2 separate regions of the Mus musculus genome follow, and region 1 is linked to region 2. The links are chromatin loops, found by intact Hi-C in ENCODE. Cell type or tissue: heart. All regions are shown on one strand. Each heading gives the region's core, and the rest is flanking DNA. Links, peaks and the distances in the headings are about the cores only.

Evidence for each region. A loop is a pair of places that touch in the nucleus more often than their neighbours do. Peaks named below come from ENCODE experiments on the same cell type or tissue, not always from the same donor. Only the 100,000 strongest peaks of a DNase experiment are listed, where the experiment ranks them.
Region 1: it touches region 2 in a loop (2.4-fold over the local background); 2 of 42 quality-filtered maps call a loop at or near these places.

What each region holds. Positions count from the first base shown.
Region 1 is chr4:134,764,710-134,770,075 of GRCm38, reverse strand. It overlaps Ldlrap1 (low density lipoprotein receptor adaptor protein 1), which reads left to right and starts at 2,072. Exons shown (of 9, transcript NM_145554.2): 1 at 2,072-2,260. The coding sequence starts at 2,176. In heart, for the core only: a CTCF peak has its summit at 3,007; DNase peaks (open chromatin) are centred at 815, 1,520, 2,145, 2,935 and 1 weaker place; H3K4me3 peaks cover 2,821 bases; H3K27ac peaks cover 3,337 bases.
Region 2 is chr4:134,699,566-134,704,931 of GRCm38, reverse strand. It overlaps Man1c1 (mannosidase, alpha, class 1C, member 1), which reads left to right and starts at 642. Exons shown (of 12, transcript NM_207237.3): 1 at 642-1,987. The coding sequence starts at 1,463. In heart, for the core only: CTCF peaks have their summits at 1,547 and 2,833 (motif pointing right); DNase peaks (open chromatin) are centred at 511, 1,771, 2,771 and 3,771; H3K4me3 peaks cover 4,087 bases; H3K27ac peaks cover 3,037 bases.

The sequences.
Region 1 (5,366 bases), core at 84-5,083, 65 kb before region 2:
CCATAGGTGACACATGCCTGACAACTCCCAGCAAGTCACCTCCGGAAGGACACACAAAGCTGCTAAACAGCCTTTGCTGCCCACACACAGTTCCCAGGCAGGTCTGATTACCGGGTCCATATGTCTCCCCCGGCCAGCCAGACACCACCACTGAGCTGCTCCTGGGCTCGTGGCCCTGGTGATTGTTTTCCCTCCAGGCTCAAAAAAAAAAAAAAATACATACATATATATATATGTATATATACATATATATATGTGTCTGCTGGTCTAGGATCTAGCTGACCCCGGACAAGAAAGCTGGGGGTCAGCTGTCACCTCTCTACTCACTTCTGAGCCTTCTGAGGGGATAGATGACTCACCAACCTGGTATGGTAGAAACCTGGAGAGGTCAGGAGAAGGAAAGAGCAGCCCTCCCTGCCTGCTGACAGCCCTCCAACTCCCCTCATACCGTTGTGTCCTTGAGGTCATGGTCTCTGATGCATGGGGGAATCACGGGGGACAGCATTATAATGTTCCAAGTTTAAAGCAATGGGAGCCCATGGGGAGAAATCTAACCCAGAGACAGTGGTCCAGGAGAGCTTCCTGGAGAAGGTGGGTGGATTTTTGAGGGCAGGGGCAGGAGTTATCGCCTCTAACTCCAGTCACACAGGACAGCTCCATGGGAAAGGTCTTCTTGCCTCCTTTACAGCTGAAACTTATAATGGCCAGACCATGCCCCCCACTAGGATTCCCACTGAGGCATCACTCTCTGACTCTTGGGGAACCACAGGTATGTCGTGTCTCCTGCTGTAAAGGAGGCTATGGCTGGCTGTACTGTCCACTCAGGCGGAGCACTTGGAACAGACAGGAGGTTTAGAAAGAGTGGAATGTGAGCCAGGCCTCCTTGGGCAGCTAGAGCACACAGCATGTGTGTCTCCCAGCCAGAAGAGATCTGCTGGCTTCTGAAACTAGCCAGAGGTCACAGCTGCGCTGCTGAAGCCCAGCTTCTGGAAGCCAGGTAGTGAACGCCAGACTCCTTTGGGCACAGTCTGAACCAAGGGTTAGCGGGTTTTTTGGTTTTTTGTTTTGTTTTCTTGGTTTTTTTTTAATAGTTAGAATTCTTTGTTATTTGGGTTTTCTGAGACAAAGTTTCACTCTATACCCCAGGATGCCTTGGAACTTGCAGGAATCCTCCTGCTTCAGCTCCATGAGCGCTATGATTACCGGTCTGAGCCATCGCTCCTGGCTCTAGAGTTAAATTACCAGCTTCCTGGGGCTGGAGCAGGTGCTGCCTTGGAAACAGGCTAGAGCAAGGCTACACACCGAGGGCCTGCCCAGACAGGCCGGTGGGTGCACTACAGATAGGATCACGCTTCATTTGACAGATATCATGACTCAGAGCAGGGAAGGACAGCCTGGGTCACACAGCATGCCTGAGTCTGCGTCTAAGGTTGCAATGTCCCTGAGACTGTGGGGGCAGAGGACAGCTAAGAAAGCTGCTAAGGGCATCTACCAATACACTCCCGATCCTTCCCAGCAAAATTCGCGGCCTTCATTCCCTCGTTCAAAGACTCCCATTGCTTTGGTGCGCCCCTCACTCATATTTATTTAATTATTTACATTTATTTTGTGTATGTAAGCAATGGGGGAGGTGCCACTGTTAGCGCCAGGAGGTCAGAGGACAATTTGCAGGAGTTGATTCTCTTCTTCTACCGTGTTGTCTCCGGGATCATTGTCAAGCTTGGCGGCAAGTGCCTTTATCCACTCGACCCTCTCCTTCCCATCTATCGTTTTTTTCTTTCTCTTATTTTTGAACAAGACCCTTATCGTTCTACCTTTCACTCTTCCCATCGGTGAAACGGTATCCAGGTGCCTTTTAGCTGAGCTATCTAGAAGGCCATGGGATCCCGTAGCTAGAGAACGGGGAAAGGCGCTGGGCTGGGAGCCTTGGTGGGTTCTGAGTTTAGGAACACCGCGCGTGCAGCCTCGGAGCCGGTCCAGGTCCGGGAAGGGCGGGGTTGCGCTCTAGGGGCGTGGCGGTGGGCGTAGCCCCTCCGGCCCCGCCCCTAGACGTCGCGGGGAGGGCGGGGGAGGAGCGCAGCGGGCGCGCGCCGCCTGGCCCGGCGGAAAGTTTTCCTGGAGGAGTTTTGGCGGCGGTAGCGGCGTCAGTGGCGGCGGCGACAACCGGAGCGGGCCATGGACGCGCTCAAGTCGGCGGGGCGCGCGCTAATCCGGAGCCCCAGTCTGGCCAAGCAGAGCTGGGCGGGCGGCCGGCACCGCAGTGAGTGTATGCGCCCCGGGTCGGGCCTCCGCCGAGCTCCGGGCCAAGGTGGACTGGGTGGCTTCGTCCCGCCCCGCGCGGCGGGGCCGGGGGTCATGTCCGGCTGCACGTCTGGGGCAGGTCGACAGGGATCAGGCTTAACTCGGGGTCCCCAGGTGTGGCGCGAAGGGGACGTCTAGAGCCTCTCTACCCACTCCAGCACAACCTACAGGGTCCCCTCTGGACGCTGGAGTTTCGCAGGTCCCTGCCTCGAGGGGCGATCCCAGCCCGGGTGCCATTCAGGGTCCCGCTTCCTCCCCTCTGGACGCGTCCAGGTGGCGAGGCTGGAGCCCAGGCTATTTACAAACCCTGTTTTCCTCCGTACTTTTCCTTGGGGGCTGGTCCGAGTCCCTGGGCACCTAGGCAAAAGGCAGACTCAGACTCGCTGCCATTTCTCCCGGGAGTCTGGAAGGGTGGAGAGGAGCCTCCCCCAGCCACCTCTCGGGTTACTTTCGGAGAGCCGTCACCTGGCACCCTCCCCCGAGGCCTGAGAAACCTAGCTTAGGTCCCTCCTCCCTTTTCATTCGCGTGGGATGATCACCCAGGCCTTCCCTTTCTGATGTGAAGCCAAAGTACCCGGGCTCGCGGCACACCCTCACCTGCCACCTACCTGGGGCCCCCCACCTCTCCCACTAACAGTACCCCCTCCCCGCCCCCAGCTTCTCGTCAGCACCTTCCCTTGCCGGGCTCCACCAGGGGAGCCCGAGTTTCCTAGTCCCTGGAGCGCCAGCGTGTCTGGGCCTCGGGAGCCCGCCCTGCCCCTCCTCATTCCCACTGTGGTGTTCCAGTTGTGGGCTCCTCCTAGCCCTGACTGGCATCGGGAACGCGTGCTGGTGCCTACTGGCGGGGGTGGGGTCAGAGGCCCCTTGGGCAGGGCATGTACTGACTTCCACACTTAACTACCAAAATAGCCCTTCAAAAATTCGTGGGATGTGACCAGGGCTTCTGAGTGTGACCTTCTCTTCCAGTGGACGAACCCTGTGGTTTTTCTACTGGGACAAGAGAGAGAAGGGTGGGTGGGGAAGAGGTCTGAAGGGGAGGGAGCCAGGAAGCAGGGGATGAATCTAGGGCATCAGGGTACATTTTGGATGGTGAGAAGTTTCCCTTCCAGCTCCAGCCTTAAGGCCGATCACTTGTTCTTAGTGATTCTGTTTCCTATCCTGGAAAATAGGGATAAAATTCCTGCGGGGCTGGGGATGTGTGTGTTGTGTTTGGTAGGATGCTTGCCTTAGCTTGCAGGAAGCCCGTGGTACTTTAAGTTCTTGGTTCCAGTATCGGCACTAAACAAATCAGGTGTAGCGGTTCGTGTCTGTACTCCCAGAACTAGGGAGTTGGAAGCCTACAAATCAGAAGTTCACAGTCATGAGGTGTCAGATAGTGAGTTTAAATGAGGCTGGTCAGGGATAGGTGTCAGTTAAGATGTTGCTAGTCTATTTTACAGGTTGGTGATGAGGTCTCTTGTTGTCTAGGCTGGCCTAGGACTTGCTGTGTAGACCAGGTGTGCTTTGAGCCTCTGATCCCCCAGTGCTGGGATTAAAGGTGTGCACCGCCATATAGTTATGTCCATGTCCTCTGGATTCAACCTGATTCTTATCAGGTTGGCCAGTTCTGAGATGGGGGCCTCAGCCTGTCTGTACCCTGGAGGGATGCAGCGCTCTCCTCTCTCCCTGCTCCTCCCAAAGCTCTGTGCTCACAATGAGCTCCTCAGAAACCTGGCCTATCTTTGGTTAAGTGTCAAGTTCGCAATATTCCTTTGCCGGGAAGAGTATTGCTTGGTCTGGAACTTTTGTGGGAGTGTCTGTGCTTGTCTTACTTGCCTAGAGGTGGTCTCAGTGAATGCATGCCCCTGCTTCTGTCTCTGGTATTTGACTTCTGTGAGCTCATTGGCTCCTGGGAGGTGACAAAGCTTGGGATTCTTATCTTCAGACCCATTTTAGAGATAGGACCGGGAAATGAAGTCCTAACTCTAGGCCTAGAGCATGGCCTGAGGCAGAGCTTCCCCAGCCCAGGGATCTTAGCCTTATTCCTTGGGTTTTCTGGCTGTTGGGGGGCAGCTCCACCCCAGGTTTGGCTAGCTGGCCCCCAGGACCAGGTTAGACAGGAAAGCCTTGGGTGTGGCCAGCATGAGAGGTTGGGACCTATCCAGCCCTTGGGTCTAGCGTTTAAGATCAAAGGCCAGAGCCTGTTAGATGGGAAAAGGGACTTGTTCTCAGGCGGGAGGACCTGAGTTCTAGTCCTGGGCTCCATTTGGAGGAAGGAGAAAACCGATTCCCAGGAATTGTGACCTCCACACATGCACGGGGACTCTTCTCCATAGACATAATGAGTATTAAAAACAAAACAAAACAAAACAAAACAAAAGCTCAGAGGACAAAGCAAAGATGAGGGATTCTGGGTAGAATCAGCCCCTGCTGAGAAAGAGAACCCTGGCTGGAGCTGCCAAGCACCGACCTGCTGGCTTCCCACTCACCTAGGAAGAGGACTCTTCTTTCTCATGGCCACTTCCCCTTATGAGACAGGGTTTCCCAATGTAGCCCTGGCTGCCCTGGAACTCACTCTGTAGGCCAGGCTGGCCTCAAACTCTGGGATCTCCCTGCCTCTGCCTCCAGAGATCTGAGAACAAAGGAGTGTGCCACCACCCCCACTGGCCAAAAGATCGCATCTCAGCTCCTTGCCAAGAATTTTTCCCAGCTCAGCGATATTCTTCCTAAAGGTCCTGGGGGTCACTGTGACCCTCATTCCTTTGTGGGTTGTGCTAGGCTGTCAGAGACAACCCCCAAAAGATAAATACAAAGTACCTGGTTCAGTAAAGTGATGGTAGGTGGGGAGCTACTCTTATTTACCTGTAGGCATGTAAATACCCTTGGGCATAATCCTTTAATCCCAGCACCGGGGAGGCAGAGGCAGAGGCAGGTGAATCTCTGAGTTTCAGTAAAGCCTGGTCTCTAAGCCAGCTGCAGGACAGCCAGAGCCACACAACAGAGATACCTTGTCTCAAAAACAAACAAAGCAGAATGTTGCCTGTACCTTACCTGCGACAATGATAGAGGCACCGTGAGTCAGAGTG
Region 2 (5,366 bases), core at 204-5,203:
TTGGCCACATTTTTGGTGGCGGTTTGCGAGGAACCCTGGAAATACTGATTCAGCCAGACATAACCACAGCCACAGCTCTCGGGTTTGGTCCAGCCATCCCCATCCCCCCCAGAGCGAAGCAGCTGTACTACCGCGGCTGGTCTGAGCTCTGGGCATCCCTGGCTACCAGCAACCTGGCAATCCCCGGCTGGTGCTGAGAAGTGACAGGGTCGCCCAACGATGGGCAGCGCCTTACAGAACAACCTGGTCTCCTGGCCCTTCCGGGGGGAGACCGAAACACAGAGCGGCGCTAGGCGGAGGTGGGCGGTGGAGGGGGCGTCTCGGTCTTTCGGAGTCCAGCGAACGCTGGGCAGAAACCAATGGGTGATTGTGGCCCATCGGGGATCCCTCGGAAGCAGCCAATGACCTCTCTCCGCTCTGCACCCCGCCCTCTCCACAGCGCGCAGCTGGACCATTGGAGCTAGCAGGATGGGGGAGCGCAGCGCCAGCATTTGGAGCGGGGGGCGTGGCCCAGACTGTGACCCGCCCATCTTTCCCGGCTAGGTTCCCCATTGGCCGAACTGCGGTGCCGCGGCGGGCGGAGAGGAGGGGCGCGAGGCGCGCTGTAGGCGTGGCCTGAGGGCGTGGCTGGCGGGGGGCGGGGCAGCGGCGCTGTCGCAGTGAGAGCCGGAGCAGCGGCGGCCCGTCTGGAGCTGCGGCGGGTGAGCCTGCGCGGCTAGCGGAGCCGCGGGGCCGGGAACAGGTGATCGCAGCAGGAGACCCGCGCCCTCCCGAGTTGCGGCGCCGGAGCCAAGGCTTCCTGGCTCAGCGGCAGGCCCAGGGCTGACAGAGGCCAGCTGCAGGCTTCGCACGCGCTTCCCGGGTATCCCTCTCCCCGCGCGAGCATCTGAAGCCCCTGGGTCCCGCGCAGCCTCGGGAGCGGCAACCGCGCGCGGCGGAGCAAAGTTGTGGACGTGTCCCGACCGCCGGGCCCTGCGCCGTCACCACCGGCTGGGCTCGCGCTCTAGGAGCTGCGCTCGCCCTGCAAGCCCCGGGGGTTCCCTTTGCAAACTGCTCCAGAGGCTGAAACTTCGGGTGCCGGCGGGTCGGGGCCTGCGTCCTGCGCACCCTCCGCGAGGGCGTCGCGGACGGCATGTGACCACTCCGGCGCGGGAAGGCGCGGGAGGGCGCGGGCTCCGTGGATCAGGCGGAGGGCAGGCTGCGGCGCACGGCGGGCCCGGGCTCCAGCCGAGCAGCCCCCCTCGCCCGGGCCCCGCCGAGGCCGCCGCGCCCCCGCCCCCGCGCGGGAGGACTCGCTCCAAACTCCCTGAACTTCGGGCGGGTCCCGAAGCGGCGGCCTCGAGGTGCGCAGCCTTGCTCGGGGACCCCAGCCACTTCACTCTTGCTCCCCACCCTTGAGGACTCTGAGGACTCCCGGGGCCCCGGGCGGAGCTGACAGCCCCCTCCTGCTGGCCGCGCCGCGATGCTGGTGAGGAAAGTGCCGGGTTTCGTCCCGGCCTCGCCGTGGGGGCTGCGGCTGCCGCAGAAGTTCCTTTTCCTGCTCTTCCTCTCGGGCCTCGTCACCCTGTGCTTTGGCGCCCTGTTCCTTCTGCCCCATTCCTCTCGCCTCAAGCGCCTCTTCTCGGCCTCGCGGACCCAACAGCCCGGCCTGGAGGTGATGGCCGAAATCGCCGGTCACCACTCGGTGTCAGAGCAGGAGCCGCCTCCCAACCCTGCCCCTGCGGCTCCGGCCCCGGGTGAGGACGATCCCAGCCGCCTGGTCGGTGTTCTCCGTAGGAAAGGGTGGCTGCGGCGAACCCGCCCCACCGGGCCCCGGGAGGAAGGCAACAGGGTTGCAGCCCTCAGGCCGCAGGAAGAGAGCGTCCGGTTCACTTTCGACTACAATGGTTTCCGCAGCCGCCTTCGACACCCGGTCTTGGGGACAAGGACTGATGAGAGTAAGGAGTCCCAGAGTCTGGTGCGAGCTCAGCGAGAGAAAATCAAAGAGGTAAGCACCCCCCCCCCCAACACACACCTCCCGCCAAGACTTCTAGCTGCAAGCGATTCCCCACCTTCTTGGCCTCTCCTGGCTCCTGGTCTGCCCAAGACCCTTCAGGCAGGCCGCAGCACCGCCCCTCAATCCGAAGTTACTCTCTTTGCTTGGTGCCTACTTTAGGATAACTAGGTTAGTTCATGGCTCCTACCAACCTCCAGGTGGATTCCCCCCCCCCCCACCACCCCCGTCCCCTTTAAGTTCCTAGCCCTGGTGGGCTCCAGGCTTTCCCTGATGGGTTGCTAGTAGGAGTGGATTTTAGGTCCTTAGTTTTCGTTTGTACAGGAGGGAGCCACTAGAAACCCTCTCCCTCCCTGTGTGCCTTTTAAGTCTTGACTTCTCCTAAGCTCCAGCAGGCTCTGGAAAACCCAAGACATGTGAGGTATTTGGGGTCCTGTTTTGTAATCTCTCGGCCTCTTGCAGACCAGAGATCTCGAGCATTCCTGCTAACTGCTTCTATCGAGCGTTGCCACAATTGTACATAATTGCATGTGAAAGACGAAGGAGTGATCAATAAAGCAGTGGGAATGTTACAGAAGCTCCGAGGTTATTGGCTTAATGAGGCGGGTCTTGGACTGGTTCCCCGTAAGGAGTGGGCCGCAGAGGGATTTAGAGGGATCACTAGACTTGAGTCACAGTCTTAGTTTTAAGACATCAAAAACAAACACGGCTTGGAACTGGCTTGCCGACAATTTGCCAAGAGGCCACTGGTACCTGAGTGTTCTGCCCCACCCCAGCTAAGTGTGGTCTGTGAGAACTGCGTGGCCAACATAGCAGCGGGAGCTGCAGTGACACCCCCAGGCCACAAGGGGGCTGTGAGCAAGCACTGGGCCAGGGTCTCTTCCCTGGAAAGAAGAAAATGCTTTTCCTGTTCCTGGGGACCCAGAAGGAGAGCATTGCTCCAGTCTGGACCTCCTAGGTTTACTGTAGGAAGTCAGCAGGGCTGTTTCCATTTCTAGAGAGAGCAGGCAGCACCTTTAGGGTCTCTGCTGCCAAGATGTTCCAGAGCCATTGGAGGACTTGGCTACCCTCTTCCTCTGTGGGAGCTGTCCTTCCTCCCAGGATCACCATTTATGGCTGCTGGTACCCTAAGGTGCTGTGCTGAGCCCTGTTTGAGATTCTGTATGAGCAATCACAGGTCACGGGGGAACCACACATGAGCGAAGTCCTTGGTGTGTGAGTGCTTGTGTGTGTGCACGTGAGCAACTTCAAGTCCACAATTTTCACTCAACTCTCAAAGGTTAATCATCAAAGACTAGAATTTATAACAGTTACTCGAGAGCCATCCTCTCTGCCCTTTCTGTTATGGGGCTTCTTCTCTTCCATTCACCCGGGCCACCTGCCTCTCCTTTTCCTGAAACTGTCTCTTAGCACAGTCCTTCTTTCCCACTCTTCCAAACCTCCATGGTGGGCCACAGCCCCCAGTGAAATCACACATACACCTCGTGCATGCCGTCTCTCATGGGATGCCTAGAGCTGCCAAGAAATTGTCAAAAAGATCTCCAAAAGCATTGGGAATTCTCCAGAGTGGGAGAGGTAGAAGGAGCCACTTCTGGGCTAGAGCCTTCTGAGAGCCTCCCTGGTAGGGCATGGCTGGGGGGTGGGGGGTGGTGGTGGTGGTGGAGCATGGGGGATGGGGGACATGGTAGGCTGGCTCTTGGAGGGGATCTTGGTCCTGCCCATGCAGAGACAGCCTTTGTGACTAGCAGAGTCTGGTGCTCCCTACTTGCTGCAATGGCTGGGGCTGGTAGAAAGGTGTGAGCACTGTAGGCTGTGCAGGTGGGCGTGGTAGGGGCTGGTAGGAGGTGTGAGCACTGTAGGCTGTGTAGGTGGGCATGAGTGGGAGGAGGGCCCCATGGTGCTAGGTATCTGGATGTGTGATGCGGTCATCATTGCCTTACACCTCTGGTTGTAGCTAGAGGCAGGCTTGTGGTTCCTTGCACCTGCTGTTCTATAGCCTCCTTGCTCTGTCTGCAGACTTCAAGCTCCTCAGAGAGGTGGGCTTGGGGCTGTATTCACAGTTATGTTTGGGGATCTGTGGTCTTCTCAGGCTCCTTGACTTTGAACCCTGCCCTATGTCCCTATCCTGAAAGTGGTGGCTTAGAAGGTAAGACACAATGACTGTCTTTGTTGTCCCATCAGAGGAGGGCATCTCGCTGGAGGTGTCTATCCACGGGTCTCCTTCGGTTTCTCTCTGTGTCCCGCCTAGGGGTGGGTCATTTTAGAGGTACCTGTTTTCCGAAAAGGGACTGTGGCATTTGTCTCTGGTTTGTTTATCTCCAGACACAGATTGATTAGACCCAAGGAGAAGAGGAGAGCTAGCATCAGATAAAAAGAGATCTGTTCTTATACGACGAGGTTTTTGAGAGTGGAAGTAAGCATTAGGACAGAATCAGAGAGAGTGACGGATGAGAGTGGATGGAAACCGGACAGACACTCAGGCTCAGGAGCAAGTAAATGTCTTTGTGAACATTCTGATGTGAGAGATGGATATGGCTGCTGATAAGATGGGTCGAGGTCACAGCTTCTGGTTAGACACGTGTCAGGGCCTACTTAATCACCTCCTTATCCTGGGTTTGAAACCGTAGGTGTCGGAGATGGGGGGAGGGATCGAGAGAACCCCTGTTGGCGTCTTAGCTCAGATGTTAACTGTCTGTCTTTGGGTAAGCCACACCCCTTCCTGCAGGACTGGATGAAGAAGAGGTGATAGGTTGTTGGTGGATGAGGGTCTAGCTTTGGCCCCTCTGTAGACGTCTAAGCCAGCGAGGGAGGTCTCAGCATTGTACTTCCTCCTTTCTTGTACCTCTTGGTCCCATTGTGGTCTAGTGGAATCATGTGGTGATGGTTTTGATGGTGGTGATGTTGTGTCCCTGGCTTGTACCCATGAATAGCTATCTAAATGTCCATTAATCTAGTTATTCCCAGCACTCAGGTTGAACTTGGGGGAGATGGGGTTGAATGGCTTGCAGCTTGGGCTCAAGAAGGGCAAAGATGGCTAGAATGCATAACACAGCTCTGAGGGCCATACAAACCCACAGGGGATGCTTTCTGACATTGTGGCATGATGTCACCTACACAGGTGTTGGGATGCATTCATAGCTGTCCTGGGACATGTTTGATAGGGAATGGGAGTCATTGTCCATTGATGAATGAATGGACTGTGGATTCAAATTCAGGCTTCTCCCAACAAGAGTTGGGAATGGGCAGCCTGTTAGCGTCACATCGCAGGGAAATAATGTACAGTTTTGTTCTCGTGATGGTAGGTTGCTGATCTGAAATACCCCCATGGGTAGCTCCCAACGAAGGGGGCTTTTGTCAGAGGCAGTGGGCAGTA